Regions from separate parts of the Homo sapiens genome. Here region 2 is linked to region 1. A link is a loop called in an ENCODE intact Hi-C map of the cell type or tissue named here. Cell type or tissue: PC-9. All regions are shown on one strand. Region 1 overlaps GNG4 (G protein subunit gamma 4). Region 2 overlaps LINC02768 (long intergenic non-protein coding RNA 2768).

Region 1 (4,000 bases):
GGTGCTTGTTTATCCCCCCGGCAGCTGTGGGGCTGCATGGCAGGGTACTAGGGGACTGCAGCCTGGTTAAGGAGACCTGATGACTTCAGTCTACACCGTGCATGTGTTTGACGGTGTGTGCGGGGAAGAAGGTGTTACCAGGATGAGAGACAGCGTCAGGCTTGCTCATGCCCAAGGGCAGTGGTGGGCCTGGAGTGTGGGTGTGGAGGTGGCCGAGGAGGGTCGCTCGGTGGATGTGAGTAGAAAATTCCAAAATGTTGACCTCAAGGGAAATAAAGGGGAACTGGCAGTGTTGCCGGCCACTGAATTCTCTCTGGAACAGGGTGAGGTGTAGGTCCAGGGCAAGGCCTTCGTGGGTCTCACACGCTCCCTCCCGCTGTGGCTGAATTTTATCTGATGGAGACAGAGTCACTGGCCTCTTTTGCTGATCTGGACCTCTGGGTGCCCGCGTTCCCGCCACCCAGCCCTGTCTCTGGAAGGCTGTACCCATCAACCTTTCAGTAGGAGTTTGGCGTTTCACTGCCATTCCCCTCCACTTGGTTGACCTTGTAGAATTGTGCCTTTTGGGGACTCTCTCGGGCAGATCTTTCTGTGTGTGCTCCGTGAACACTGCAGCAAGTGTGCCCTCAGCCCCTGCTCTGCCGCGTCCCCGCCTTTTTGGGTTGGCTGTGCTCACTGATGGATGGGTCAGCATCCTCTGAACAAGTTTCTCGTTAGACCCTCTCCTTGTGCTAGGGTTTGTTGCAGTCAATAGTGTCTGAAAGAAGCCAATTGCTGGCCTGGACCCAGGCACGTTTTTATTCATCAGAAATTTTCTTTGTCATGGATTTGCCATTCTAGGGCTCTGCTGATCTCACTGTGATCTTCCTGGTGTTTTTAGTTTTACTGTCCAGTACTGCTCCCCGCCACATTCCTTTTCATTACTGGGTGCTATGGAAGGACTTTTCCAATACAGACATACTGCTGGATGCGATCGATGTGTTCATCGAAGACTGCATGTGAACCTTGCATTTGTGAGGTGTTCATTGACTGCATGTGTGATAAGCACCTGCAATAAATATATGCATCAGATAGTTTAGGCACTGGTGACAGGGAAACAAATAAGATATGGTCATGCACTCCAGAGGAGTCAGAACCTAGAGGGGGTGCATGTGTGAAAACAGCCCACCTACCCTGGATTAGTGCACAGACAGGGAGAGTGTTAGTTCTTTCTGATAGCAGTGCAGAAAGCGTGTGACAACAGAGGGAGTCTTGAGCTGGCCCTGGTGAGCTGAGGCAGGTTTTTCAAGCCAGACAAATGAGAAAGGGCTTTCCAGGCAGGGCGGCCAGCAGGGGCCCAGGGTCATGAAAGAGGAGTGGAGAGAGCAGAAAGGTTGCTCAGAGCCGGGGTGTGAAGGTGAGACTGACCGTGAAGAATGGGGAATCCAGGGCCATTGTCAGGCAGAAGCAGGAAGCAGCAGGCCCCACCTTGGCCGTCTGGCTGTGACTGCCATGTGGGGAAGGTCGGAGGCGTGGGGCAGGAGAGGGAGGACAGGGAGACTGGATAACGCCCAAGGGTGCCCCGGCCCCAGCGTCAGTCGGGGTGGCCGTCTGATTGGAAACAGAGGGCCAGGGAGAGGCTGGTGTCTGGGATCCCAGGGTTTCCAGACTGAGCATGGATGGACGAGGGGTAATGTGACCTGGTTTTGTGAATGAAGCTGGGCAAGTAGAGAGAGGGTGTATGACTTGCCAAGTCAGGAGGTGACATCGAGGGGGCATGTACGTGCAGAGCTGAGCAGAGGTCTGGCTGGACCCAGGTGAAGCCACAGGGGCGAGATTGCCTGGGGTGATCCGAGGTGTGATGACAGCAGGGAGGCCCGCGCCTCCAAGAACACACGGCAAGTTTAGGACAAAACAAATATCCTTCTGTAGGAGGCACACCCTTTCTTACACAGACTTTCATGCATAGGATTCCCTTAAAAGAGACCCTCCCAACCCTGCCCTCTCCCTGGCCCCCTGCCCCTCCTGCCCGCCTCTGCAAAACCACAGCCAACCCGCCACCACCTCGCCTTCCTGGATGACTCATTCTTTCTGCGTTGAAGCAGTTGCATCCTGCCTCTTGTTTATGATTTCTTTGTCCCTCTGATGCTTACGGATTGGCTCGGACGCTGTTAGCACCCGTCTCTTGCTGCAGGCCCACGTCGGGGAATCACAGTGTATCATCCTTCCGTGCGTGGGTCTCTATTCGAGAGGGAGTTTCTGTTCTATGTTTTGCTCAGTTGCCCCCGGTCACTCTTTTCCCACCCCCAAGCACCAGTGGCCTCGAGGCGGAGGGCTGGCCTTGGCCCTGCTTCACAGTAACCGCGGCAGCTTACCCGCGACACCTGCACGGGAGCGGGGCCAAGGCTCACCCCGCCCCTGCCGGGCCTCGCTCGGGTTCTTCCACCCTGCGTTCGCCTCGGACCGCTGTGGTTAGCTGTGAAATGCCCCTGCGGTCTGGTTTTCTCTCCTTTTCCGCACGGTTCTTAGTGTGTTATGTTGCTTTTCCGCACTGTACGTTGGAAGCTCTAGGGCTACGAAAACGCAGGCAGTTGCGGGGGAAGCGAAAAATCCCCGCCCTCATGGAAGTTCTGTTACGGTGGAGGAATCAGACCAATGATAAGAAGTCAGAAAATCAAAAGTAGTTTAAACAAGTACATGAATAAATAAGCATTTAAGATATAGTAAGTGCATGAGAGAAAAATAAAACAAGGCTGGGAGGTAGGGAATTCCGGGGAAGGGGGTGGCTCACATTTTAAATAGGCTGCTTGTGGGAGGACCTGCCATGTTGATCCGAGGTTAAGGTGACCTCCCAAATGAGCTCATCTGATGCACGTGGAGCCAACAGGTGAAAGTGTTGATGGAGTCACAGATTATTTATTTATTTATATTTTTAGGTGGAGTCTTGCTCTGTCACCCAAGTTGGAGTGCAGTGGCGCGATCTCGGCTCACTGCAACCTGCACCTCCCAGGTTCAAGCCATTCTCCTGCCTCAGCCTCCCTAGCGGCTGGGATTACAGGCGCCCGCCACCACGCCAGCTAATTTTTTGTATTTTTAGTAGAGACAGGGTTTCACCATGTTGGCCAGGCTGGTCTAGAACTCCTGACCTCAGGTGATCCGCCTGCCTCGGCCTCCCAAAGTGCTGGGATTACGGGCGTGAGCCACTGTGCCCCGCCGATTATTTATTTAGTTTTAGAGGCAGGGTCTTGCTCTGTTGCCCAGGCTGGTGTGCAGTGATGTGATGGTATTTCATTGCAATCTTGAGCTCCCCAGTTCAAGTGAGCCTTCCACTTCAGTCTCCTAAGTAGCTGGGGCTACAGTTGCCCACCACCATGCCCGGCTAAATTCTTTTAAAACTTTTTGTAGAGATGGGTTCTCACTATGTTGCCCAGGCTGGTCTGGAACTCCTGGCCTCAAGTGATCCTCCCACTTCGGCCTCCCAAAGTGCATAATTACAGGCATCAGCCACTGCACTTGGCCTACAGATTAATTTATGCCCAAGTGCCTTCCTGACAGAATAAGGTGGCTTTCCCCTCCTCTCACCCCTAGCATATAAGAAAGCTACATTAACCAAAAGGAGTATTTGGTAGTGTAACTCAAGGTAGAGGAAGAGACAGAGATTCTTTTTGCAAAATGACACGCAAGAAGCAGCCCCTTCTCACTCCAAAGTGGGCCTCTTCACAGCCTGGCTGTTTTGTGGGTGCTCCACCCATCCAGGGACTGGGGCTGCTGGGCCCAGTGACCTCTGACCTGCCAGGCGCCAAGCGGCAACAAAAGGGAGGGAGAGCTCTGGCCCACCGGGCAATTTGACTCTTCCTGGAGCCCTGCAGGGGGTGGTGGCCCCGAGAGGCTGGATCAGAGACCCTCAGGTCCGAAGGTCTGGTGGGCTAAATGAAGTAGAGAGGCCGCCCTCAACTCCACCCTGCCGGGATTCAGGCGGGCTCAAGGACGCAGCTTGGCAAGGACTGTCTTATGTATTCGC
Region 2 (4,000 bases), 270 kb before region 1:
AGGATAATGTGACCATTGAGTCACTGAAATGGAACAGAGCACTCCTCTGATTACAGTGACCACTGACCTCCTATGAGGGGTGGAAGCTCTGTGGCTTCCTTTTCGCCAGCAGCAGTCTTCGATACCGCAAGTCACAAGATGTGGCACCAGCATTATATCTTTGGGTCGACTGGGGGAGGCCCCTCCGGCAGTCTCTCAATCAAACATCTCCAGCTCAGAGGACTCTGCTCTGAGATTAAACCACACAAGGTTCTTTCAGCCCGGGGTCTGGGTAAGGGGTCTGGGCAACCACTTCGGGGCTCAGTGGGCATGTGGGGTACACAGGGAAACGTGAGCCCATCTGGGCTGCAGATTCACTAGGACACTCGGATGGACTGTTTTCGTTAGCTCTCAAATGTGCAAATCATGCTTTTCCTGGTGCTTGGCAGGGCAAAGGCTTGGATTTTTTTTTAAAAAGACAACCTGATGGAGATTGGAGCTGGACAGCAAAGAAGACACATTAGTTGGCCAGTCTAGAGAATGCATTCGGAAGGGTTTCAGCACAAGTCCTCTGCTGTTGAGGTTTGCAGCCCTTGCATTGGGTGCCTTTCAGATAGTCTGGACAAAGGCCTCTGGTAGAGCTGACTGCCTATAACAAAATCACTTCAGAATGAGTATGGAGTTCTACAAAATTCACTGTCTCAAGTCAGACCTGCATGGACTCTAAATGACTGATCTTGGCTGCTTGCCTAGACATCTACCTCCAGGACCACCCTGTTAGCAGTTTGGTGTCTACTTGTGGGTTCCAGCCACCAATCACAGCATCGTCCTTCACTGATGGCTGCTTCCCACATCTCTGCCTAAATCTATGTCCCACTCCGAGGCACTCAGCACTGATGCTGATCATTCCTAAATGCAGATTCTAGAGCGACAGTCGCGCAGAATCTCAGATAAGTTATTATTAATAGAAAAGAATTCAATGTGACACCTAGCATACATAGGCTTTGCCACAGTCAGAACAAAGGTCTTGCAGCACATCCGAGGCTTCCCAACACGCAGATGCTCTCTTGGAGCCCTGAGGAAGCTTCCAGAGCTGTGCCGTTTGCTTGCACCCGGGCAGATCCAGATGGCAGCTGATCACTGCAGGGCTCTGTGATCTGTGCGCCAGCTGGTCCGCTCGCTCGGGCAGTTCAAACGGTGCTCTGTGTTTCAGGAGGGACACCCAGGAGGTCACCTTCTTAGCTTTACAGCCACCTGGTGGATCCCTGCTGGAGTGTCCTCCTCAGCGTTGGGCATGGGGGCGGGTGGTGGTCCCTGAAGGACTCTATCCATAGAGCCCTCTTTAGAAGTCTCCACCGCGCTGAGATGTGCCAATGCAAGACTCACAGTCCCCTTAGATTCCTGTTATGATTGCTGTTCTCTTCTTATTTAAATATTTTCACAAACGACTTTGTTGTTTTCCAGCCTAAGACTTTCAGTAAAGCAGACTATCTTTTAATCTAATAACTCAAATTAAGTGAACATTTTAATTTTCATTTAAAAATTTAAATTTTGTTTAAAATTAAATGAAAACCAAATAATATTTACTTTTAAACAAATCAGTGCAGCATGGTTATGAGCCTCAAGTCCTGACCTGCTTCCCCCGGTCTCCCCCTCCCGGAAATGGTAGTCCTGCCTGAATACCGTTTGCCCATCCAAGGGAATCTGTGCCAGATTATGTCTCCAGGGCTGGAGTTTATAGCTCTCCATCACATGGTGTGGCAACTCATGCTTCTTAATCAGAGCATCAAATGAATGAGTCAATGTGGGCTTGCTTTTATTTTCACAAACTGTCTCCCGAGTCAGGCCTGCTCTGAGCTTCGGGGCCTTTCCCTGGCTCCACTCCAATAACTTGAGTAATTTCCTGTGCTGAGGGCCCTTGTGTGCTGAGACTTCTTCTCACATGAGCCACTAGCTTAGATCCTGAACCTATTTCCAGAGTGCTCATTACAGGCGCTTTGGAAGGAGGTCCGAGCTTTGGAATAGGAGACTGAAGTTCTGGCTTGAATTTTGGCTTTGCCCCGAGTAGCTGTGTGACACTGCACAGGTTAATTAACTTCTCTGAGTTTCCATTCCTGCATCTGTAAAACAGGAATCACAAACAGGATGCCAACAGAGGGATGAGCTCAGGCCTCAGAGTCGGACAAAGCTGCATTCAGATGCCAGCTCTGCAGATTGCTAGCTTCGGAATCCCACCAGAGCCTCCGTGGATGGGAGAGCCGATATCTGCCTTCTGGAGTTCTTGTAGAAAGTAAAAGAGATGATGTATGTACCATGCCTGGCACATGGTTAGGCACTGAGGAAATGTTTTTGAAGACTACAAAATAAGGATAAAACACACGATATGTCTACCTCCGTGGATATTTGAAAGGATCACATTAATATACGTGAAAATACACTGTAAACTATAAAATAGTATAAATGTTATTATTTGGATTCTTTTTCTCTCAGATCATTTTACTCTATTTACTCTTTCCAACTTCTTATTTAGAAAATTTTGGCCAGGCGCGGTGGCTCATGCCTGTAATCCCAGCACTTTGGGAGGCCGAGGCAGGCAGATCACGAGGTCAAGAGATCGAGACCTTCCTGGCCAACATGGTGAAACCCCGTCTCTACTAAAAATACAAAAATTAGCTGGGCGTGGTGGTGTGTGCCTGTAGTCCCAGCTACTCGGGAGGCTGAGGCAGGAGAATCGCCTGAACCCAGGAGGCGGAGGTTGCAGTGAGCCGAGATCATGCACTCCAGCCTGGGCAACAGAGTGAGACTCTGTCTCAAAAAATAAATAAATAAATAAAACATAAAATAAAAATTTCATAGCTGAAAAAAGTTGGACTAGTAAACACCCGAATATCCTTTTCCTAGATTCACCAATTATTAATAGTTGCTTCTTTGCTTGCTGTATCTCTATCTCTATTTAGGTACCTATCATCTATGTATAATTTGTTTAAGCATTTGAAAGTAAGTTGCAGATATCATGAGTCGACCCTAAGTACTTCAGCATGTGTCTCTTGAGAATAACAGCATTCTCCTATAGAACAAAGTACTATTATTACCATATTAGTAGGCTTGGGCTGCTATACCAAAATGCCATAGACTGGGTGACCTCAACAGCACACACTTATTTCTCAAAATTCCAGAGGTTGAAGGTGTAATAAGATCAAGGTGTCAGCTGATTCAGTTCCTGGTGAGGGCCCCCTTCCTGGCTTACAGATTGCAAATGGCTGTTGTTGTCGTCGTCGTCGTCTTCGTCGTCGTCGTCGTCGTCGTCGTCGTCGTCGTCGTCGTCGTCTTCTTCTTCTTCTTCTTCTTCTTCTTCTTCTTCTTCTTCTTCTTCTTCTTCTTCTTCTCTCTTCTTCTTCTTCTTCTCTCTTCTTCTTCCTCTTCTTCTTCCTCTTCTTCTTCTATTATTATACTTTAAGTTCTGGAGTACATGTGCAGAATGTGCGGGTTTGTTACATAGGTATACACATGCCATGGTGGTTTGCTGCACCCATCAACCTGTCATCTACATTAGGTATTTCTCCTGATGCTATCCCTCCACTAGCACCCCCGACAGGCCCCGGTGTGTGATGTTCCCCTCCCTATGTCCATGTGTTCTCATTGTTCAGCTCTCACTTATGAGTGAGAACATGTGGTGTTTGGTTTTCTGTTCTTATGTTAGTTTGCTGAGAATGGATGGTTTCCAGCTTCATCCATGTCCCTGCAAAGGCCATGAACTCATTCTTTTTTATGGCTGCATAGTATTCAATGGTGTATATGTGTCACATTGTCTTTATTTAGTCTATCATTGATGGGCATTTGGGTTGGTTTCAAGTCTTTGCTATTGTGAACAGTGCTGCAATAAACATATGTGTGCATGTGTCTTTATAGTAGAACAATTTAAAAATATGGAACGCTTCAGGAATTTGCGTGTCATCCTTGCACAAGGACCGTGCTAATCTTCTCTGTATCCTTCCAATTTTAGTATATGTGCTGCCAAAGC

The links. Peaks named below come from ENCODE experiments on the same cell type or tissue, not always from the same donor. Only the 100,000 strongest peaks of a DNase experiment are listed, where the experiment ranks them.
Region 2: a loop joins it to region 1, with 2.7 times the contacts of the local background. A loop is called at or near these places in 1 of 110 quality-filtered maps.

What each region holds. Positions count from the first base shown.
Region 1 is chr1:235,640,603-235,644,602 of GRCh38, reverse strand. The region is part of intron 1 of GNG4 (G protein subunit gamma 4); the gene reads left to right. LOC124904560 (a long non-coding RNA gene) reads right to left here. Exons shown (of 4, transcript XR_007066960.1): 1 at 2,355-4,000; 2 at 2,133-2,220; 3 at 1,763-1,862; 4 at 772-1,048. Among named protein-coding and RNA genes, the nearest start is that of GNG4, 7.2 kb to the left of the region's middle. In PC-9, no CTCF peak of the experiment used is centred here; DNase peaks (open chromatin) are centred at 1,432, 2,032 and 2,392; H3K4me3 peaks cover 697 bases; H3K27ac peaks cover 1,836 bases.
Region 2 is chr1:235,915,421-235,919,420 of GRCh38, reverse strand. The region is part of intron 2 of LINC02768 (long intergenic non-protein coding RNA 2768); the gene reads left to right. All of the region lies in intron 2 of LOC105373215 (a long non-coding RNA gene), which reads right to left. It also overlaps the pseudogene RNU6-968P. Among named protein-coding and RNA genes, the nearest start is that of LYST, 51 kb to the right of the region's middle. RefSeq lists an enhancer at 693-1,192. In PC-9, no CTCF peak of the experiment used is centred here; a DNase peak (open chromatin) is centred at 1,790; H3K27ac peaks cover 2,664 bases.